Linked DNA regions of Homo sapiens: region 2 is linked to region 1. A link is a loop called in an ENCODE intact Hi-C map of the cell type or tissue named here. Cell type or tissue: Caco-2. All regions are shown on one strand. Links, peaks and the distances in the headings refer to the core of each region. The heading gives the core; the rest is flanking DNA. Region 1 has its middle 11 kb from the start of LINC02561. Region 2 has its middle 38 kb from the start of AKR1C8.

Region 1 (12,364 bases), core at 6,093-8,592:
AATATGTTGAGTTAAATTGAAAAATAAAATAAAATAAGATTTTTTTCTGTATGGTAACAAGGTTTAGATTTGCCTATTTGATTTTTGTATAACTTAAAAATTTTAATCTAGAGCTACAAAGTTGTGAAACAAATACATTAGAAAATATGCTTCAAATATCATCCTTTGTAATAACTAAACTCATGTTGATTTTTCTAGCTGCCATCTTTAAATGGAAAACAGCATACATAGTCTTTCAAAATTCTTTTAGAATTCAAAACAAAGTAAATTAAAGACCACTGATTGATCTAATGGATTGGAGTGTATATGAGGAAGGCTTCAGGCAAAATCTTTACTCATTGATTTACTATTAATAATTTGGTCAGTCTATGAAATTATACCTAGCTTCCTACCAGCCCGGGGCACTGCCAGGGGAAAGGTGATAAAAGATGACCCAGAAGGAGTCACAGCATTTAGGGTCTCACAGTCCAGAGAGCACACTGACATCTTAGCAAACAATGTTAAGTTAAAAGGGAAAAGACTCACTAACAGAACCATGCCAGGCACTATTGTGGTGAAAAATGTGCTAGAGTGTCCCAATGGTTATGTATGTATGATATGTAACAAAGCAGGTAATCCTATTTGAGTTTGATCATAAAATACAAATAGAGGTTTGTCAGATAGAGATGGTGAAGGAGAGAAATGAAGGTCCTTAAAGTTCCTTACCATGTAGAACTCCTGAAACTCATGAAAATGATGGAGTTGAAATTTGCTTAGTGTCACACAACTAGTGAGTGGCAAAGCCAGCCCTAGAGGTGATAAACTTTAGGACTGTGAATCCAGTGATCTCTTCGCACTTTTCCATCCTGCCCCCTCCCTTAGCACACAGAGGAGAGAAGCACGGGCATGAATGACATATGGTGCATTCCCCCCTGGAAGAGAGATCACCCAGACCAGCGCCCATGGCTCACTTTGGAGCAACACCACTTGACCTGTACCTGGAAGTTCTCTTTGATTCTCTTCTCAGAGAAGCTCTTGGCCAGGACCACCACCCCCCCGCTGCAGCTCATAGCACAGGGCAACCTGGCCTGGGCTTCTATTGTATTTCTTGGCAATGGATTTCAAGGTTGGCTCCTCTAAGAGATATGGGCTATCTGGGTCCATCCTGGAGAAAAACAACAGATATGAAGAGTATAGATGAAAAATCTAGAGTGTGCTACCCTTTTGCCCAAAGCCCCAGACAATGAGAGAAGACACAATATAGTATGTTTCAAGGTGTCTCATAAATATTCATAGAGATTTATTCGCAATTGTGGCAAACTGGAAACAACTAAACTGCCCATCAATAGGTGAATGGATAAACAACTTGTGGTGTACATGTCCATATAATGGAATATTTCCCAGCAGTAAAATGGAAAGAACAGACACCTGCAACTACAGGAATGAATGTCACAGACAGGTTGAGCAAAAGAAGCTACACCAAAGAATATATATGACTTCTTTACATAAAGTACTACAGCAGACAAAACTAATCTAAGACCGAAAACGTTATGAACATAGTTGCCTAGAGGTGGGGAGGAATTGTCTCAGAAGGAACACCAATTAACATTTTTGGGAGAAAGTTTCCATATCATGACAATAATGTGGATTACAAAGTACATTCATTTATCAAAATTGTACAGCTAACGTATATGCATTACAGTCTATGTAAATTTCACCTTCAAATCACTTTGAAATTGTATTTGGAGTGGGGTTGGGAGAAGGCAGATATACAAATGAAACAGGAGGGAAGGAATGTTGGTGACATTGAAGCTCAGTGGTGTCACATGGGAATTCACTGCACCGTTGTGTTCACTGTTCTATGTTTGACTTGATCTAGAATGAAATGCTAAAAGTTTCTTAATCAATAGAGTTGCTGATATAGATTAACTCTTCGATACTCTTATTACCAGTTTGGGTCTCTGTGAGATGCCAGGGCCCTGTAGGCAACTAGAACAATGTCCTTGGACTTGCAGAACTCCAGGAGTTTGCTCTAGTTGAGGTAAGGGTGACATTCCACCTGTAATTTTTCAAGACCAAAAGGTGTCAGAATACATGAGCAAATAACCACATGTAAATTTTAAAATGCTTTGAAGGAATATCTAGTACTATATTAATATATGTACTATGTATTTCATATTGGTCATTTTCCCCATGCACCTTCTGAAATGCTTTCAAATTCCATCAGTGGTCATACTAACATGATAACTTACTTATTCTTTTTTTATTAGTGTTTTAAAATGATTAACATCTCTCGTGCCCAAATTATAGTCTCTAAATGACATTTCTACTCAGACAAACCAAGATTTCTTAGAAAAATGGCTAATTCTAGTTCTGACTGGGGAAGCTACAAGTTCAGCCTAGAACAGCTTACATTCTAAATGGCAAAGAACATAAAGAAAATGAGGCAAGTCAAAGGACCAAGAAGCTCAATTGAAAAGGCTCCTGCTGGTCAAAATGATGGCAAGTTGAGCAACAAAAGGCATAGTAACTACAATGGTTGGGAAAAGGACATATTTGTTAAAATTCATGAGTTCAAATGATGTTAACCAATTGTGATCAAATCTTTAGCTCTAACTTTCAATTTACAGAAAGTACAAAAGGAACATGTTAAATTGTATCACTGGATCAACCAGTATATCCTATACGGAGGAAAACTTTACAGGAATAAAAGGCTTAAGTTTTCATTAGTAAATTGAAGGAAAGAAAGAGGCAGAATGAGAATGAGGACTATGGAAGAAGAGAAGGAAGAGAAGGTAGAAGAGCAGGAGGAGAAGAAGGAAGAAGAGAAGAAAGAGAAGACAGAGGAGGCAGAAGAGGAAGAGGAGGAGAGAAGTAAAAAAAAAAAAAGAAGAGAACAAACTTATTTATTGAAAGAGTGATTTGGCCGGGATCAGTGGCTCACGCCTGTAATCCCAAAACACTGGGAGGCTGAGGCGGGCAGATCATGAGGTCAGGAGTTTGAGACCAGACTGACCGTCTCTACTAAAAATACAAAAATTAGCCAGGCATGGTGGTGCATGCCTATAGTCCCAGCTACTCAGGAGGCTGAGACAGGAGAATAGCTTGAACCCAGGAGGTGGAGGTTGCAGTGAGCCAAGATCGTGCCACTGCAGTCCAGCCTGGGTGACAGAGCGAGACTCAGTCTCAAAAAAAAAAAAAGAGTGATTTATGAGACATATCATCCAATTGCAATGTATGGGCCTTATTTCCACATCAATTTAAATGAATCAACTTTAAAAATATGATAAAATTATATTTTAGCACTCATGATATTTACTAACAACAAGAAATTATTGCTACAATTTCAAGTGGTATAAAAGTATTCTGGCAATGTTTATTTAAAGATTTAGAGATTTTTAAAATATTTTACAAAACATTTTCAGATACAATGATATCATGTCTGCTTCAAAATAATACAGAGGTAGAATTATCTACGTAACATGTTTGGTTGTGAGATAATTATTGCTTAAGTGTGATGATGGGTACATAAAAAGAAAATGATTATAACATGAGGGGATATTCAAAAAATTGATTGAAAATGTGCATTATGAAAAAACCATACATGGATTTCAAAAAAAAATGCTCCAAAATAAACTTGTACTAATTTGTTATGATGTGTCTGAACAGGATCTAGTTTGAGGCATTGAGAAAGATAAAACAACTCCCCTATCAGAAAAACATGAATTCAGCTAAATTGAAGTAAGAACAAAAATCAAATTTATTGTGAAGCATGGGTGGAAGAATGGTGAAATTATTGACTCTTTACACAAAATATATGGGCAAAATCCCCCAAAGAAATCAGAAGTTCACAAATGAATAATTCATTTGAAGAAGGAACGAGATGATGTTGAAGATGAAGCCCGCAACAGCATACCATTCACATCAATTTGCAGGAAAACAAAAATGTATCTTACTAGTGCCCTCATTAAAGAAGACCAATGATTAACAGCAGAAATGATAACCAACACCATAGATATCTCAACTGGTTCAGTTTACACTATAGTAACTGAAAAATTTAAGTTGAGTGAACTTTCCAATTCATGGGTGACGAAACTGTTGTGGCCAGATCAGCTACAGACAGGAGCAAAGCTTTCCAAGGAAATTTTAGGTAAGGGAGATCAAGATCCTGAAGCATCTTCAAAGAATTGTAAAATGAGGTGAAACATGGCTTTGCCAGTACAATCCTGAAGACAAAGCAAAATCAAAGCAATCGCTACCAAGATGTGGAAATGATCCAGGCAAAGCAAAAGGAGATTAATCAAGAGAAAAGGTCATAGCAAGTTTTCTGGGATGCTCAGGGCATTTTGCTTATTGACTCTCTGGAGGGCTAAAGAAGAATAGCAACTGTTTTGAGAAAATTAGCCAAAGTTTTAGTATGAAAACACCCACAAAAAGCTTCACCAGAGATTATTTTTCACCATACCAATGCTCCTACTCGTTTTTTTCATCAAGCAGGGGCAATTTTGCAAGAATTTTGATAGAAAAATCATTAGTCATCCACCTTACAGTCCTGGTTTGGCTCCTTCTGAGTTCTTTTTGTGTCTGAATCTTTAAGAATCTTTAACAGAGACTCTTTTTCTTACAGTTAATAATGTAAAAAATAAAAAGAATACATTGACATGATTAAATTACCAGGACTCTCAGTTATTTAGAGATGAACTAAATGGCTACTATTTGCTATTAGTTCACATACTTAGTTCATATACTCATAAGCATATACTTATGCTTTAAAAACTATACTGAATTTGGTAAAGCTTATTTTGAAAAATAGTTCATATATTTATAAACATCTTTTAATTCCATTTTTCCATGAACTTTTTGAACTCCTCATATTCTCTATATCTTTTTTTAAAAATTTACAAAAATAAAAACTTTTAAAAGTTATAAAAGAAATATTTTCATGTCAGATATAGGAAAAAATACAACAAGGTCACCTAGAATTTTACCAGAACCACGTAGCAACCTCTAATCATTTTGTGTGCTTAATTTTAGTCATTTTTATTATTCTTAAGATGTTAAATAATTTAAAATTAGTATATGTACTGAATAGTATAGATTAGCATATTTTATAAGAATCCTGATTTTGTTCAGTTATTTCTCCCTTCCTCCATATTCAGTTTCTGTGCCCCAGAAGAAGCCAGTTCACACTTTTGTGTCACAAACTTCCTTTCTCTTACATTAATTGGTTTATGAAAGGCACAATATGTTGTTCAAGCCAATGAAACATGAGAAAAAAATTGCTAGAAAACTTCTGTGACCATTATTCTTCTCTCTTTAGAAACAGCTCCAGAAAACCCTCTCTGCTGTGCTGAACATGAATGAGGAGACCTATAGCCCAATTGCCATGAGGAGCCATTCTGAAGCGATCAAACATGGAGCACAGACAAAATATATTCATTTCAAGAGAGTATCTTACAGCTTCTAGAGCAACAAAGACCCAAACTTTCTATAAATGAATCAACTTTAAGCCCGTTTGAATTGAGTTTTCTGTTTCTTGTGGCTTAAAAGCATCCTGAAAAACAGAATAGTATATAATTCTCTGATATACTTTTGATATAATATTATAACATAAGCTTTCCCTTTTTGCTATTAGTCTTCATAATATCCTCTCAAAGATCTCTATGAAGCCATCAGAACTTTAATTAATTCCTCATTTGTGGATATTCAAAATTCTAATCATTTGGTTTTAGAAATTATATATATATGTTAATATATATTATATTACTATATAATATAGATGGGAGTTTTTAACACGTCTTGTCTACAAATATCCCTAGAAATATAAAACTAAGACAGAGTATACATTTTTGAACTGCTTTTTGTATAATTATCAAAATGGTCTACACAAAGCTTTAAACTTAACAATGTCATAAATCATGTTTGATATTTGGCTATATTGGATGTTTCTTTTAAAATCATATGTTTTGATTACGATTTATACACCTCCTCTTTCTCACTCCTTTCCTCTGATCTGGCTTTAGTGCTTACCACTCTGGATCAGGCCCTGCATGGCTTCCCATAACCTCCATGCCACTAAATCCAGCCACTTTTATCTTTCCCTATTGGAGTGTTTGCTCACAGTAGGACCTACCTATGTCTGACTCAAGCCACTTCAATGCTCTTTCTTTGGCTCCCGACACCACAGTCTCCTGGCTGTCTCCACCTGTCTGGCAGCTCCTGTTCAATCTCCTTGCCAGTGCCTCTCTGCCTCACCCTCTCCTGTGAACTTTCCTGCCTGTTCCTTTTCATTCCATGAACTTTCCCTAGGAGAGCTAATCCTTGTCTGTGAGTTGTTACCATCTATACAGCAATAATTTCAAACACTGTGTCTCCACCTCCACCCCCTGAGCTCCAGACCAAAGCGACCACCTCCCAACTCTGCCTCCGCTTGGCTGTCTCATAGGAACTTCACACCCATCCCCAAAGAACTGAAGTCAGGCTCTTCTACTCCACTCAAACTGTTTTTCTCTAGTATTTTCTATTTCTATGAAAGTAGCTGTCATCTACACAGGTGATATAAAGCCAGAAACTTGGAAGCATGATTAAGCAGGAAGTGTGTAAAGAGCAGAAAGTCAGAGAAGGCCCCGGTGGGCTAACGGCTCACCTGGTTGCAGGTGGGCTTGTACTTGAGCCCTGGCTTGTTGAGGATGAGTTCCAGCAGTTTGTGATTGAAATTGGACACCCCGATGGACTTGGTTAAACCTGCTTCTTTGCACTTCTCCAGGGCCTGGGGAGGGAGGAAATGGGTGGTAGACCTTTACTGTAGTTTGTCCATTTCGTTTGTCACTGACTTTTTATAAACCGAAAATCTGATTTATGATATACTACGATTATAATGAATCAAACCGTTTTATCCCTTGAATAAATTAATTTTGAATGCCTTTTCTTGTTCTGCGTACATATTTGTCTCCTTAATTCTATTACATGCACACTGGGGACACCAAATAAACATAAAGCTGCTTTTCCATTTCCTCTTACCTATCCCACTCTCTTCTATGGTACCTATTTTGCTGTTAGGATGCAATAGTTAACAAACTACACCATAGTCAAGGGCAAAAGAAACTCTCAGCTTTTCCTCTAGTAAAGGGTTTGTTGCTACCTCTTTCTACAACGATAAAAATAAATGAATGGTATAGGTGTTGCAAGGGCGGGTTCACTGTCCTGCACCTTCCACCCTCCTGCTGAGTCAGGCCGCAGCTATTCCTCCTCTGTGATGTGTTTCTGTCCCGGGATAAAGCGCTGACTCCTTTTGTGCTTCTCTATGCTGACTCCTCTTTAGGGCTCATGTCCTCAACCTGATCTCAGGGGTAAAGCTGCTTCCATGTCTATGTAGAGCCATAGAAGTTAAAATTAAAAATGGACCGTAGGGGTTATCTCATTCCACTCCCTCACTTCAACGATGAGAACACGGAGGCGCAGAGAAGTTCCACGTCTGAGGTCAAACAACTGCTGGAGCAAAACCCCATCTCTTTTGACCCCTCCTTCTGTGATTCCAACCTCACCACACAGTGCCACCTGGTGTCTGCAGCAGAACATACCTCCCATGTGTCACGAAGATCCACAGTATCAAAAATAATGTTTCCACTGGCATCCTTAGGCAGCAATTCCTCCCCAGGCTGGAAAACAGAGGATAAAGAAGAAGGTTTTCTATGAGAATTCCCTTTCTGGCGCCTAAGGAGCTTAGCCACACCACTTTCAGAAGGCTGTGATTATTAATCTGAACATGCATGCGTGCATGTGTGTGGATGTATGTGCTTGTGTGTCTGCATGTGCAGACGTGTGTATGTGTGTGCATGTGTGTGTGCCTGTGTGCATATGTGTGTGTGCATGAGTGTATGTGTGTGGATATGGATATGTGTGGATGTGCATGTGCGTGTTTGGGGTGAGGGTTGGTAAGAGAAGACATGGGAAAAAAGAAAGATGAGAACAGTCTGAGAGACTGTAGCAAAACACTTTTTCTCCAGTTACCTGCAGGCTCCTTCCTCCATACACCCCCACACTTCACTAAGAATGCCGTCCCTACAGTTGAAATTTATTTCATTTCTGAAGGACAGGCTGGTGTGGAAGACAGCGCTTACCATAACTATTGATCAGTGTGTTTAGCCCCCGTTTATGCTCACCCAACTTGGATAATGAGGACATCAGATGTGCTCAGCCAATGTCCACTGTGATGAGAGGTTGGATCACTGAAGCCCAAAGGAGTCCAGTTGTGCCACATGTGCCATCCCATGTACCTCTCTCTCCTGTGGGCTGAGGGTACATACGGGAGAGACCCTCACCATAAAGAGGTGGAGATTTCACGTTGTATCTCTGTAGTCTGTAGTAACCTAATAGCTCAGAACCTACACTCAGGAACACAAGCACTAAGAAATGCAGGGCAATGCCCTCATGTTTCTAGCATAGAGGAAGTGAGATCATCGAACCTGCATCTCGCTTAAGGCTGGGGGATGAGCACAGACAGAAAATTGCAATGTCATTCGGCTGTGAAGGAGACTCGTGAATGATTTAGCAATTCTATGCAATTCACTCAAACCTACCCCTCTCGGAAAGAACCCAGGAAATCAAGCTGGAATGAGACAATGGAGGTGCTAGTAACAGTGATGAAACTGTTTGGGGCATAAGAAGGAAAAAACAAAAGCTGACCTTCATAGCCAATGGATTGTGGATAATGAAGAGATCGACATAGTCCAGTTGAAGTTTCTTCAGTGACCCTTCCAGGGCTGGGCGAACTAATTCTGGTCTAAAGAAAGTTGTCCAAAGCTGCAGTGAACAAAAGAAATAAAAAGTAGCTTATGATTTCACACACTTGGGGACCAAAATTAAACATAACAGAAATTGACACATGAGTAACAAAACACTGTGGTCTCAAACTAGAAGAACTGGGGCTACATTTGTATTATTCAGGGTAAATTACATCCTTGATGAGATGCTGAGATTTACTTGAATGACTGCAATGTAAGAAAACTGTGAATAAAACTTAGATGGAGCAGGAAAATCAACTTTAATGCATCAAGGGTTAATGGCATCGTCCTCTGAGAGCAGTCGAGAAATGTCAGGACACGGGGAATGGAATCTACTGTCCTGTATAATGAATTCCTCAAAACAATTCTGCTGAGAGATGCATTCTAAAAACAAGTTGTCGTCAGTGTAAACAGGCATAGGCTGTATCGCCAGTAACCAAGGCTTTATTTACATTGGAAGAAAGGTTTTCCACCCTAGGAAAATGTTATAACATTCAGGAAACTCAATGCTGAGTTGAAAAATAAAAAAGTATTTCCCAGTCTGGCTCCCTTTTCTGAATAACATCCCAACCTCACTTGATACGTCCTGAGAACAATTACTGAACAATCAACGGAGTGGCCCCAGAATGCCTTGGGTAATCGTATAACAGTTACTTAAGTATTATCGATCTCATCTCATATATGAATAATACCTGCCGCTCAGAGACATTGAAGAACAGTGTCCCACCTTTCACACATCTCAGAGAAAAGCCTTTTCTATGTTTTCATAACGTGCCTTCACAATATTAGGTAAGAAATACATTGTTCCTATGTTTTGATAATGTGCCTTCACAATATTAGGTAAATACATTGTTCTGAGACCACATTGTTTTTCTAAATAATACATCTGAACTGACGGTGGCCTCTGGCCACTGCACACACAGAAATTTCACCTCAGTGGTGTAGAAAATGTCCTCTCTCTTCACAGGGCCATCAGCAATCTTCTCTCGAATGGCCTTTCCGACCTCCTCCTCGTTTTGGTAGAAGAACGCCGCATCAATGTGACGGAAGCCTGCATCAATAGCCACTTCGGTGGCTTCACCAGCCTTGCTCTTGGGGGTCTATAAAACAGGAGTAAGAGGAGTCAACGATCTGCCTGACTCAGAGAAAATCCATGTATTTCCACAATGGCATTTTCCTTTTTTTTTTTAATCTTTTACTTTGGGTTCAGGGACACATGTGCAGGTTTGTTATATGTGTAAACTGTGTCACAGGGGTTTGGTGTACAGATTGTCACCTGGGTAATAAGCATAGTACCCAATAAATATTTTTTCTGATCCCCTCCCTCCACCATCCTCCAACCTCAAAAGGTCCCGATGTCTGTCGTTCCCCTCCCAGTATCCCTGTGTGTTGTTCAGCTCCCACATGTAAGTGAGAACGTGCAGTATTTGGTTTTCTGTTTCTGTGTTAGTTTGATTAGGATAATGGCCTCAAATTTCATCCATGTTGCTGCAAAGGACGTGATCTAGTTCTTTTTTGTGGCTTCACAGTATTCCACGGTGTTTATGTACCACATTTTCTTTATCTGGTCTACCACGGACGGGCATTTAGGTTGAGCCCATGTCTCTGCTATCCAATAGCATCTTCATAGTCTGCTGGCCTCCTGCTCCCCTTTTGATCATTTGGGTTTCCATGATAGACTTGCACACTCCGAGGACAGCAACTAACCTCCTGTAAGCTTCTACTCCCAAATAAATTAGTGGAATTGGCTTCACCCTGGAGCATGGAAAAATCACATCTCATTCCATATGAATCAATTGTACAAGAATAACCAACGGGAAAACTTCTGATACTGGGAGAATTTTTCTAAGGCACTCAATAGGAAGGACAGGTCAATCGACACACACACACACACACACACACACACACTACATACATATTACAGCTGACCCTTGAATAACACAGGTTTAAACTGCACAGTCCCACTTATACATGAATTTTTTTCAATCAAAATTACAAAGTGTGCCTACTTCTCCTGCCTCCCTTCCCCCTCCTTCACCTCTTCTGCCTCTGCCACCCCAGAGACAGCAACCCCAACCCTTCATCTTCCTCCTTCTCCTCAGCCTACACAGTGTGAAGAAGACAAGGATGAAGACCTTTGTAATGATCTACTTCCACTTAATGAGTAGCAAATATATTGTCTCTTCCTTATGATTTTCTTGAGTTTCTTTTCTCTAGCTTACTTTTCTCTAGCTTGCTGTATTATAAGAATACAGTATACCATACATATAACATGCAAAATAGGTGTTAATCAACTGTTTATGTTATTAGTAAGGGTTGCAGTCAATAGTTGGCCTGGTTTTACCCAGGACACAGACGTCACCTCACCAAGCTGGCGTTGCAACGTTAGGATGATAATATGTACACGCTCTGCCTCAAATTTCAAACAGTGGATAGTCTAATGACTACATCTGAGATTCTGCCCTAGCAAGCTTCCTAGAACAGCAGGACAAAAGACAGCACAACACACACGCAGGAAAAAAGCTTCTCGTTCCTGCAGTGACTTAAGGTAAAAACACCAATTAGAGTATTAAGGAAGCTTCTTTTTCACTTAGTGCATTTGAAATGTCTGAATATTAAGCACGTGCACGTATTACAATTTATTATGGTAAATGAGGGGGTTATGGGGAATTTTGTTCTATTCTCTATGGCACTTTTTTCTGTCTTTTCTAAGAGTAATAAACATTACATATAACATATGTAAGACACACATTATGCCTAATGGATGAAATGGATAATTATGTCATTGAAAACCTACTGACCCTTTCTGGCAGCTGTTATCTCGTGATATCTCATGACAGAGTTCTACCAAGATTGAGCCCATCCATTGGTCTCTCATTTTGGGGGCAATCCCTCCAAAGCAACCCCAAAGCTGCCCTTACGTTACCGTGACCAGAGTGTGACACTTCAAGTTCTCTGCCATGAACTGAGTGGATGGCTGTATTTCAGTCCTTACTGTGATGTTGTGCCCCCTAAGTCTTCCCATCGAATTACCTAATGTTCTGAATCACAGTGGCTTCTTACGTGACAAAAGGTTTGGATGGTCGAAACTCCCTGGCAAATACTTCCAGCCCCAACAACCTCACAGCAAAGCTGCCAGCAAGTATTCATGTTGGTTTCCACTTCCCCCTAGGCCCTTGGCCCTTCACATTTCTAACCAGGAGTGGAGCGGCTCTGAGCAGGTGGAAGATGAGAGCAGCCTGAGCATGGGTTTTTTTTTTTTTTTTTTTAATGTAAGAAGTAGTGAGTACTTACCAAGGACGGTTGTTGAAGAATTAAATAAGATAATGCATGGAAAATACAATACATGAAACCATTTGATATATGTTAGGTCACAATAATAATAATAAAAAGAATTATCCAAAAAATTAACCTCCAAACTCTCAGAGTCAACAGCTTATCATCCTCTTAGTGCAAAAAAATATAAGACCCTTCAGCCTCCTGGGGTCCACTTACATGATCAGGAGCATAAGTGCCAAATCCCAGCATCGGCATGACATGTCCATCATTCAGCCTCACGGAATGGCTTTGCTTCAGATCCATCACCACCCACAGCTCAGCTA
Region 2 (12,364 bases), core at 4,515-7,014, 140 kb before region 1:
CAAATTTTCATGATGGCATTCAGAATGCTGAATTCTTTCCAGAAGGCTTTCCATTTACTTTTCCTAGATTCATCAGAAGAATCATTATCTACAGCAGCTGTAACTGATTGAAATGTATTTTATGAACAATAAGACTTGAAAGTTAAAATTGCTCCTTTATCCATGTACTGAAGAATAAATATTGTGAAAGCAGTCATAAAAACAGAAGTAATCTTTTGGTACCTCTGCATTAGAACTCTTTATTAACCAGGTGTATTGCCATTCAACAGTAATATTTTGAAAGGAATCTCTATTTTTGAGCAGGTTTCAACTTCTGCTTTTTATTTTAAACAGTAGACTTGAAATATTCAGTAACCATGCTATAAAGAGCTATGCTGTAAGACAGCTTTTTCTATTTATAGAGCATGGTTTTGAAATTATAACAAAGCATTGGTTTTATCCTGAAATCACCAGGAATGGGAGCTACTAACACAAGAGTCAGCCTGTCTTTTGAATCCAGGCATTGACTTCCTTTTAAATATGAAAGTCCTAGATGGCACCTTTTTTGGTACAAGGCCCTTTCATCTACATTCAAAATCGATTGCTTATTGTAGTCGCTTTCATTAATGATCTTACATAAATCTTCTGGTTGACCTGCTGCAGATTCTCCATCAGTACTTGCTTTATTTTGCACTTTTTTGTTATGGAAATGGCTTATTTTATTCAACCTCATGAATCAACCTCTACTAGATTTCTAACATCTTCTCTGCCGCATCCTCACCTCTATGAGCCTTCATACACTTGAAGAGAGTTAAGGTCTTCTTCTGGATTAGGCTTTGGCCTAAGGGAATGTTGTGGCTGGTTGATCTTCTGTCCACGTCATTAAAACTTTCTTCTTATCAGTAGTAAAGCTTGTTTTGCATTCTAACCATTTCGTATTCACTGGAGTAGCACTGTAGTTTCCTTAAAGAACTTTTCCTTTGTATTCACAACTTGGCTAATAATTAACACAATAGACCTAGCTTTCAACCTACCTCAGCCTTCAACATGCATTCCTCAATAAGCTTAATCATGTGTAGCTTTTGTGCTTAAATGAAAAATACGTTATTCTTTCTTTCATGTGAATATTTAGAGGTCACTGTAGGGTTACAATTTGACCTAGTTTTAACATCGTTATGTCTTAGGGTATAGGAAGGCCTGAACAGAGGGAAAGAGATAGGGGAACCACCTGTCACTGAAGCGGTCAGAAGACACACAATTATCTATTGCATTCACTATCTTATATGGGCACAGTTTAGGGTATCCCAAAACAAGTATAACAGTAACATCAAGATTACAGATCAGACATTACCATAACAGATATAATAATACAGTGGAAGTTTGAAATATTGCAAAAATTACTGAAATGTGGGGAAAAAACACAGAGTGAACATGTGCTATTGGAAAAATGGTACTAACAGGCTTGTTCAATGCAGGGTTGCTACAAATGTTCAATTCCTTTTTTAAAAAAATACAGTATCTTTGAAGGACAAAAAAGTGAGTCATAACAAAATGAGGTGTACTGTGTTCATAAATGGGTTAATTTATAAGGAATATATCAAGTGTAACCGTTAATTTTAGGTGCCAACTGGATTGGATTAAGCAGTATGCCAATACATGGTAGGGCATCATTTCTGGGTGTACCTGTGAGGATGACTCTGCATGATATTGACATTTGAATCAAGGGACCAACTTAAAAAAATTGCCCTAATTCAATATGGGAAACAACCCTTCTATTAGCTGACGTTTCTGATAAACAAGCAGAGGAAAAGTCAGCTTGCTCTCTCTCTCCTGAAGCTGGGTCACCCATCTTCTACCCGTGGACATCAGAACTCCAAGCCTTCTGATCTTTGAACTTGTTCACGAGTGCCTTCTACCCCTGGACGTCAGAAACATCAGAACTCCAGGCCTTCTGATCTTTGCACTCTAGGACTTTCACCAGTGGCCCTCAGCTTCTCAGGCTTTCAGCCTTAGACTGGAGGATACTTTGATGACTCCCCTGATTTCAGGCCTTCACAGTTGGAATTGGCCATGGCACTGGCTTTCATGGTTCTACAGCTTTTGAAAGGTGCTTGGTAGCGCTTTTCAGAAAACATAATTGAAATGAGGCAATCCCTCAAATGTATTCCTGTTCATACATAAAATCATAAAAATGATTTTATACATTTATATATGAGATGACACACATATACATGTATATATAATACATGTGTAAACATATGGATCTAACATATACTAGATATATTATTAAATATATTTAGATATATATTATATATAATATCTATATATTTATATCTATATATATTTTAGATTTCTGTTTCTTTGGAGAATTTTAACCATATTGATTTTGGCAGTGGAAGTGGTTCTAGGGGAACAGAATTTATACTGAGTTTTCTGAATTCATTTTGGAGTTTATGGAATGACCACTCTAATCTAACCAAACTTGAGAATACTAAAGACTCTATTTCCAATAATACAGAAAGTGCTAATAGTTGACAATATGAACTGTTCTTAGAGATGCATAAACTATCCACATTACCATATTCCACAATTTGCAAAAGGCCAGGAAATTGGTAACTCTATATATGATACTTTTGAATAGTTATGGAAAATTATTCAGTTTCAGCTTTCTACATATGGCTAGCCAGTTTTCCCGGCACCATTTATTAAATAGGGAATCCTTTCCCCATTGCTTGTTTTTCTCAGGTTTGTCAAAGATCAGATAGTTGTAGATATGCGGTGTTACTTCTGAGGGCTCTGTTCTGTTCCATTGATCTATATCTCTGTTTTGGTACCAGTACCATGCTGTTTTGGTTACTGTAGCCTTGTAGTATAGTTTGAAGTCAGGTAGCGTGATGCCTCCAGCTTTCTTCTTTTGGCTTAGGATTGACTTGGCGATGCGGGCTCTTTTTTGGTTCCATATGAACTTTAAAGTAGTTTTTTCCAAATCTGTGAAGAAAGGCATTGGTAGCTTGATGGGGATGGCATTGAATCTGTAAATTACCTTGGGCAGTATGGCCATTTTCACGATATTGATTCTTCCTACCCATGAGCATGGAATGTTCTTCCATTTCTTTGTATCCTCTTTTATTTCCTTGAGCAGTGGTTTGTAGTTCTCCTTGAAAAGGTCCTTCACATCCCTTGTAAGTTGGATTCCTAGGTATTTTATTCTCTTTGAAGCAATTGTGAATGGGAATTCACTCATGATTTGGCTCTCTGTCTGTTATTGGTGTATAAGAATGCTTGTGATATTTGTACATTGATTTTGTATCCTGAGACTTTGCTGAAGTTGCTTATCAGCTTAAGGAGATTTTGGGCTGAGACAATGGGGTTTTCTAGATATACAATCATGTCGTCTGCAAACAGGGACAATTTGACTTCCTCTTTTCTTAATTGACTACGCTTTATTTCTTTCTCCTGCCTAATTGCCCTGGCCAGAACTTCCAACACTATGTTGAATAGGAGTGGTGAGAGAGGGCATCCCTGTCTTGTGCCAGTTTTCAAAGGGAATGCTTCCAGTTTTTGCCCATTCAGTATGATATTGGCTGTGGGTTTGTCATAGATAGCTCTTATTATTTTGAAATATGTCCCATCAATACCTAATTTATTGAGAGTTTTTAGCATGAAGGGTTGTTGAATTTTGTCAAAGGCCTTTTCTGCATCTATTGAGATAATCATGTGGTTTTTGTCTTTGGCTCTGTTTATATACTGGATTACATTTATTGATTTGCATATATCAATTCAAGATGGATTAAAGACTTAAACGTTAGACCTAAAACCATAAAAACCCTAGAAGAAAACCTAGGCAATACCATTCAGGACATAGGCATGGGCAAGGACTTCATGTCTAAAACACCAAAAGCAATGGCAACAAAAGACAAAATTGACAAATGGGATCTAATTCAACTAAAGAGCTTCTGCACAGCAAAAGAAACTACCATCAGAGTGAACAGGCAACCTACAAAATGGGAGAAAATTTTCGCAACCTACTCATCTGATAAAGGGCTAATATCCAGAATCTACAATGAACTCAAACAAATTTACAAGAAAAAAAACAAACAACCCCATCAAAAAGTGGGCAAAGGACATGAACAGACATTTCTCAAAAGAAGACATTTATGCAGCCAAAAAACACATGAAAAAATGCTCATCATCACTGGCCATCAGAGAAATGCAAATCAAAACCACAGTGAGACACCATCTCACACCAGTTAGAATGGCAATCATTAAAAAGTCAGGAAACAACAGGTGCTGGAGAGGATGTGGAGAAATAGGAACACTTTTACACTATTGGTGGGACTGTCAACTAGTTCAACCATTGTGGAAGTCAGTGTGGCGATTCCTCAGGGATCTAGAACTAGAAATACCATTTGACCCAGCCATCCCATTACTGGGTATATACCCAAAGGATTATAAATCATGCTGCTATAAAGACACATGTGCACATATGTTTATTGCGGCACTATTCACAATAGCAAAGACTTGGAACCAACCCAAATGTCCAACAATGATAGACTGGATTAAGAAAATGTGGCACATATACACCATGGAATACTATGCAGCCATAAAAAATGATAAGTTCATGTCCTTTGTAGGGACATGGATGAAATTGGAAATCATCATTCTCAGTAAACTATTGCAAGAACAAAAAACCAAACACCGCATATTCTCACTCATAGGTGGGAATTGAACAATGAGGTCACATGGACACAGGAAGGGGAACATCACACTCTGGGGGACTGTTGTGGGGTGGGGGGAGGGGGGAGGGATAGCATTGGGAGATATACCGAATGCTAGATGACGAGTTAGTGGGTGCAGCACCAGCATGGCACATGTATACGTATGTAACTAACCTGCACAATGTGCACATGTACCCTAAAACTTAAAGTATAATAATAAAAGAAGAAAAAAAATTATTCAATAAAATAATGTTGCTTGGTTGTAACTAATGTTGATTGGTAAAGTTAAAAAAATTAGCTCAGGTATTTGAAATAACAGATCAAGCAATGTATCCATGACCTAAGAGCTTCTAGATATCCCGAGAGAGAAGCTTATGTCTCGTAATATAGAAAGTGCTAATAGTTTACAATATGAACTGTTTTTGCAGATGCATAAACTATCCACATTACCATACTCCACAATTTGTGAAAGGCCAGGAAATTAGTGACTCTATATATGATACTTTTGAATAGTTATGGAAAACTATTCAAAATAACCCACTCTATGGGTTGTCTGTTTACTCTGCTGACTGTTCCTTTTGCCATGCAAAAGCTCTTTAGTTTAATTAGGTCCCAGCTACTTATCTTTGCTTTTATTGCATTTGCTTTTGGGTTCTTGGTCATGAAATCATTGCCTAAGCCAATGTCTAGAAGGGTTATCTTCTCAAATGGAAAGCTTTGTCACTAATGGTATGTCTGTGATTATCGGGTATTAAGATCACTCACTCAGGATGTACTGGTTCTAGGTGTGTAGAGAAATTAGATACTGTCTTAGTACATTTGTGTTGCTATAAAGGCATACCCGAAGGTGAGTAATTTATAAAGAAGTCTCTTTGGCTCATGGTTCTGCATACTGTACAAGAAGCATGGCACTGGTATCTGGTAGGCCTCTGGTGAGGGCCCCAGGCTGCTTCCATTCATGGCAAAAGGAGACGTGGAGTTAGCATGCGCTGACGTCAGATGGTGAGATAGGAAAGCAATAGAAGGCGAGTAAGGTGCCAGGCTCTTTTTAACAAGCAGCCATCAAGAAAAGAAATAATGCAAGAATTCACTCACTACTGCAGGCAGAGCACCAAGCCACTCATGATGGATCTGTCCCAATGACCATAACAATCCCACTAGGCCCCACTTCCTACATTGAGAACTCAGCATATGGTTTAGAGGGTCAAATATCGCAATTACAGCATTCTTCCCCTGGCCCAGCACCAACTTAAAATTCCAAAGTACAAAAGTTCATCTCAGACTCAAGGCAAGTTCCTGCTGGTTATGAGCCTGTGAAGTCAAAAACAAGTTATTTGCTTTTGAAGTACAACATCGTTATCAGTTGTGAGTAAACATTCCTTTTCCAGAAGGTAAAAAATTAACCAAAAAAAAAAATGGTGTGGGTAAAGTCAGGAGAAACAGGACCTGTGGAAGCCAGAATCCCAGCAAGGCAGACGTTCAACCTTATAGTTCCAAGATAATTTCTGGTGACTTTGTGTCCTGCATCCTGGGCACATTGATGCAAAGGGCCAGCTCTCAAGCATTTGGGCAGCCCTGTCTCCATGGCTTTGCTGGGCACAGCCCACATGGCTACTCTTACAGGTTGGAGTTCTATGCCTGTGAGACTTTTCCAGGCAGAAGTTTCAAGCTGCCAAAGGGTCTGTGATTCTGGGATCTGGACGGCTGTGGTCCTGCTCCCACATCTCCACTAGGTAGAAACACCATGGTGACTTCTGATCCCACATTTCTGCTTATCATTGCTCAAGTAGAGACTCTGGGTGGGGCCTCCACCCATGCATTAGGCTTCTGCCTGGCTCAGCGAAGCTGCCAAATCTCAACTACTCTTGTGCCACAGAGATATCAGGTTTGAAACTCCCCTCCTTTTTTTGTATTTTTCTACTCAGCATTTCCTCCAGTAGCCAGGTGTGAGGCCTCTGGCTTCACAAGACTCAAGGGACTAGGTGGCTGCTACGTGGGGGCTTCTGCCTGAAGATTGTATACAATCTGGCTGAATGAGAAACTGATCTCAGGAGGCCAGGAGAATGCTCAGTAGTATAGGAGATAGAGAGGAGGAGGAACATAGGAGATAGAGAGGAGGAGGGGAGAAGCAGGGAAGGAGGAAAGTAAAAATAAGAAGTGGGGAGGAGAGATGCAGGGCATCCTTGAGTCAGCAATAACACTCATGTGCCTCAAATAAATAATTGATCTTATTGTAAACCAAAAAGTAACCCAGGCAGATATCAATCTATTAGAGGTTTGTTTTGGCAAGGTTGAGGACACACCCAAGAAAGAAAAATGCAAGTCACAGTAAGATCTTTGACCTGAACTTTTTTCAAAGAGGATTTTGGGAACTGCAATATCTAAAGGGTAAAGAACAAATATTTGAGGATAAAAAAATGCAGGTCAGGTACAGAATGAGGCAAGTGATTACATTCTTGTGAGCCTCTTATTAGTGCTCACTGAATCTACTATCTTACACGTGAAAACAAAGCAGTAGGGAAAAAATTGTGCATTTGTCTTGCGCTCAATAAATCTACATTTTATATAGGATATAGTAAGCATGCAAAATTACAGATATCTGTTTGGAAATAAAAGGAAGGCAGCTTTTGGATGACTCCATTACCAAGCTTAACTTTCCTTCTGACATAGTGAGTATGGGGTCCAGAGAATATATTTTTCTTTCTTTCCTTTCTTAGTAAGGCTCATTCCTATGTCATACCAGGAAGTCTAATTTCTAGGAGGCTGTGAAGTCTTGCGTCCTGTGGAAGAAAGCAGGGACAGAAAGAAAGAAAAAATAGAAAAAAAGATGCCAAGGTCAGATTACAACAAGAAAAGGAAAGGAATCCTGGAAGACAGATTCTGTCTTTACTACTAAAAACTCTACAGTCAGTAAGCACAAATATATATATAGCTGTTATATATATTTAAATGTTTGGTGATTCCAAGTAAGGAAAGTAGTAGAAAAAAATGAAAACATAATTTTGTTGACTTGTAGCCAGAAAATAATTTAGGATTCAGACCAGATAAATTGTAGTAAGTAATAAAAACTGAGAAGCAATGGACAAGTGTAGACTCTAATAACAGGTGTACTATAGTTTCTTTTGAAACATACTTTTTCTCTCCAGTCCCTAGATTTTATCAAAGACAAATAATGATAGAAACAATTTATTTGCAAAATATGTCATAGTCTTATTATTCTTGGCCTGATTATTTGCATACATTGCAACAAGAATAATTATTGTTCAATAGGCTCTTTATAAATTGGCTTTGCTGAAGCTATTTAAAAGACTCTCAGATTAGACTTTTAAAGACCTTTCTATCTCAGCCAAAAATGTATCTGTGCCTTCAGATGAATTGCATAAATTGGTTTATTTTCTCTTTTTTGTGGTCTCAAAATAACTTGAAGTTACTGGACCTGTCATAAAATGGCATTCTTTATTTTTCACAGGTAAGAAACCCTGTAGATGGAATAGGCAAGGTAAAAGGACAGTCTTTCCAAGGCACTTTTATTGGCTTTATAAAGTTAACCTCCATTTCTCAAAGTAATCTGTTCATTTCTGCAAATATGTCATTCCAGTTAAAGCTTTGATAAATTATTAGTGTCTTATTCCAAAAACAAACACATTCTTATTAAACTTATGTGAATAACTATGTTGCCATAAATTAAGAATACTCACAAATACGTTTCAAATTCTGGAAGAATTAGGCGAAGAGAAAAAATATTTTTCAAATTTTGTTTCAAATTTTTCTCAAAAAAGAATATTTTACTCAGTCACTGAAAGCTATAAAAACAGCTCAAAAGAATAAAGTCTTCTGGACTTTGAAAAACAAAACAGAAAGAATCAGCAGTAATTTAAACAAAATGTCATAAAATTGTTTTAGTCTTCTATTAGTTTGGTCCCATGCAATGAACTCATGTTGTTTGATATTGGAGCTAATAATTTTATGAACATATTAGCTCTTCACTGAGGGGATTCCAGGATGTTTTCTTTAGTCCAATGGCACAATTTCCATGGTTACTACAAAAATGCATTTAAATGTACCCGTTGGACTCCTTTCTGCAAGTGTATTTAAAGAAGCAAGTCTTGGACAAGAGGTGATTATAAGTTGCTTTTTGAGAAGGATCAAATTAAGACAACAATTGTCTTTGGATGACAAAATTCTTAGGATAGCCATGATCAAAGACACAATTGACAAAGGAATATTTTATGCCATACACCAATTTAACATAAAAATTATAATAATTAAGAATATATACTAAGATATATCAGAATTATAGAAATCTCATATAATTGAAGAACACATATTAATAACACCCTATATAAATCACACTCAAAGAAAGTTAAACACTATTTCATATTTGACAATGCTTCCTGTATAATTTTAACATCTCAAATATGTAAGTTTTGGACTTTAGGAGCCCTAATATTTGTGAAAGTTAATGAGGTAAAAAAGACTAAATGTGTAACTTGAACTTTTGATTTTTGGAACGTTTGTCAAATAGCAAAGCCTTAAGACATTTTATACCACAAAATAAAGTCACAGATCACTGTAAAATAAGTCATTCATTTAGCCACATAATAATGCAAAGATTAAAAAAAAAACCTCTACTTCTCATAGAAAGGAGACTCAGTTTCCCAAGAAATAAGACCTAATCAAGACAACATTGTAACTGCCCGGTGGGTTCTCCTTGCCACTGCCTAGAATGAGCTGATCTATCAAGACAGGGGAATTGCAATAGAGAAAGAGATTAATTCACACTGTTCCAGGTATATAGAAGAACAGAGTTTTATTACTACTCAAATCAGTCTCCCTGAAGACTCAGGGGTTGGAATTTTTAAGAATAACTTGGTGGGTAGGGGACCAGTGAGTCAGGAGTGTTGATTGGTTGGGTTGGAGATTAAATCATAGGGAGTTGAAGCTGTCCTCTTGCACTGAGTCAGTTCATGGGTGGGGGGCACAAGACCGAATGAGCCAGTTTATTAATCTGGGTGGCACCAGCTGATCTATCAGGTTCAGGGTCTGCAAAATATCTCAAGCACTGATCTTAGGCTTTACAAAAGTGATGTTATCCAGGAGCAATTTATGGAAGTTCAGAATCTTATAGCCTCCAGCCGCATGACTCGTAAACCATAATTTCTAATCTTGTGGCTAATATATTAGTCCTACTAAAGCAGTCTAGTCCCCAGGCAGGAAAGGGTTTGTTTTGGGAAAGGGCTGTTATCATCTTTGTTTCAAACTACAAACTAAGTTCCCCCAAAAGTTAGTTCAGCCTATGCCCATGAGTGAACAAGAAGAGCTTGGAGGTTAGAAGCAGGATGGAGTCAGTTTGTTTCCTTCTCTTTCACTGCAATAATTTTCTAATTATAATTTTGTACTAGTGGTTTCAATTCTTCCCTTTGGGTTTTTTTTTTTTTTTTTGAGACACAGTCTTGTTCTGTCACCCAGGCTGGCATACAGTGGCACAATCTCAGCTTACTGCAACCTCTGCCTCCTGGGTTCAAGTGATTCTCCTACCTCAGCCTCCTAAGTAGCTGGGATTACAGGCACACACCACCATGCCTGGCTAATTTTTGTATTTTCAGTAGAGATGGGATTTCACCATGTTGGCCAGGCTGGTCTTAAACTCCTGACCTCAGGTGATCTGCCCACCTCGGCCTCCCAAAGTGCTGGGATTAAAGGCATGAGCCACTGCACCCAGCCCCTTTGAGTTTTATAACACCTTATTCTTAAGGTGTGGGCTATAAAAATGGGAAAAGGCCAATGACCACTCTGGCTTCTTCCTGCTGACAGGAGTCATAGTAGGAATAGAGTTGACCTCAAGTTGAGGTCTGTACTCATGCAGGCTGGGCTGGGATTCTAAGGTTTGCATGACAAAGGCATTATTATTGTCATCTATAATTTTAGTATAGCATTTAAACAAACAGCATACTATCAGGTAAATAATGAATTCTAGGATAAAGAGTGCAATTTCCAGTTTTAAATGTAAAAATTTGAAAGCACTAGTTTGGGGACTTGCAGCCCACAAAGAATTTGGGATTTAGTGCAAATTACAGAAAATAATAAAAACTCAAGAACAACTAACAACAGGTGTGCTATAGTTTTTTGAAACATAATTTTTGTCTTTCCAGTTCCCATTTGGGAATGCCACTGTTTGCTTGAATCATACATAGAGCTCTAGCCCATATTTGCTGTTACCGCCAAAAATGGACACAATTTTTTAAGCAAACTGATCTATGTGGCTCAGAGTAAATCATCACAGCAACTTGTATAAGTAGCTTTGTGACTGTTGATGTATAAACTGCTCAGAAAATTTACTGGAACACCAGGATCAAACTACAACTCAGAAAAATTGTCAGATTGCCATTGCAATTTAAAAATACTTCAAGGACTCTAGAAAACCTCATCTGTGGACTACTTCAGACATTAACATTTTTCTCCGTGGAAATGCTGTGGGGAAGAGGGATTCTAGTTTCTGTGGCTAGCCTTGGAGAAGAATGGGACTGAGAGACAGCAGATTAGGAGAGGGTCAGAGAAAACCTTTTGCTTCTGGGGCCTTCATTTGAGGGTATTGTTTTATGAGTCCCAACATTAATTAAATTGTATGCCTTTTCATAATGAGTCTGCCTTTCATCAGGTGATTTTCATTGGCCCTTCAGAGTGCAAAGGGAAAATTTTCTCTTAGCCCCTAAAGCTGTGATTTTAATGCGGGGAGATATTTTCTTTTCTTTGTATTACTGGACAGTAAACATGTCTTCATTTTCTTGGAGGGAGCTACCACCTTTATATGACAAAGCTGTTCAATGTACAAATTTCTTGAAAAAAAAGTTTGGAATGGAGGGCAATCAGTGGCCTTATCAAATATGCAGCAATGTTAGAGATCTTGCAGAAGGATCTCCCTACAAGCACTTAGCAATTTCTAACAACTACGTACTTATATGTTTCTTGCATTCATAGTTGACATTCTCCACTAGACTACAAACTCAGGGATTTTAAAATTTTTATTTTGTTTAATTTTTGCCTATTTAATTTACTGCTAAAACAACGTGTGGCATACAATGGATACTCAATAAAGTTTTGCTTAATAAATGAATGAATGGAACAATATACAAAAATAATAAAAATGCCGAAATGTGGGTAGATGATTAAGAAACAAAATACATTGAAAGATACACTGCTTTACAACAAGTAAAATATAATTCTGTAATTTTTGAATAATAGTTGCTTGCTTGGAAAAATATGGTAGTTATTTAAAAAGTATAGAATCTGAACATTGATTATTTCAAGTTTATAAAAACACATATGTAAATAAGTGAACATTGGGTTAGTCCGTTGTCACACTGCTATAAAGGAATACCTAAGACTGGGTAACTTTTATAAAAGTTTAATTGGCTCACAGTTCTGCAGGCTGTGTAGGATGCATGGCTGGGTAAGCGTCAGGAAACTTACAGTCATGGTGGAAGGCAAGGGGGAGCAGACGCGTCTTCATGTGGCCAGAGCAGCAGGAAGAGAGTGAAGGGGAGATGCTACACATTTTTAAACAACCAGATTTCATGAGAACTCACTATCACCAGAACAGCAAGGGTAAAGACCGCCCCTATGATCCAATAACCTCCCACCAGATCCCTCCTCCAATACTGGAGATT

What was found. Hi-C counts contacts between places; a loop is a spot of excess contacts. Peaks named below come from ENCODE experiments on the same cell type or tissue, not always from the same donor. Only the 100,000 strongest peaks of a DNase experiment are listed, where the experiment ranks them.
Region 2: a loop joins it to region 1, with 6 times the contacts of the local background. A loop is called at or near these places in 2 of 110 quality-filtered maps.

The regions. Positions count from the first base shown.
Region 1 is chr10:5,276,151-5,288,514 of GRCh38, forward strand. It overlaps the pseudogene AKR1C7P. Among named protein-coding and RNA genes, the nearest start is that of LINC02561, 11 kb to the left of the region's middle. RefSeq lists an enhancer at 8,316-8,610. In Caco-2, for the core only: CTCF peaks have their summits at 7,528 (motif pointing left) and 7,734; DNase peaks (open chromatin) are centred at 7,242 and 7,511.
Region 2 is chr10:5,141,436-5,153,799 of GRCh38, forward strand. It overlaps a transcript of AKR1C8 not described here. Among named protein-coding and RNA genes, the nearest start is that of AKR1C8, 38 kb to the right of the region's middle. In Caco-2, for the core only: no CTCF peak of the experiment used is centred there; DNase peaks (open chromatin) are centred at 5,936 and 6,446.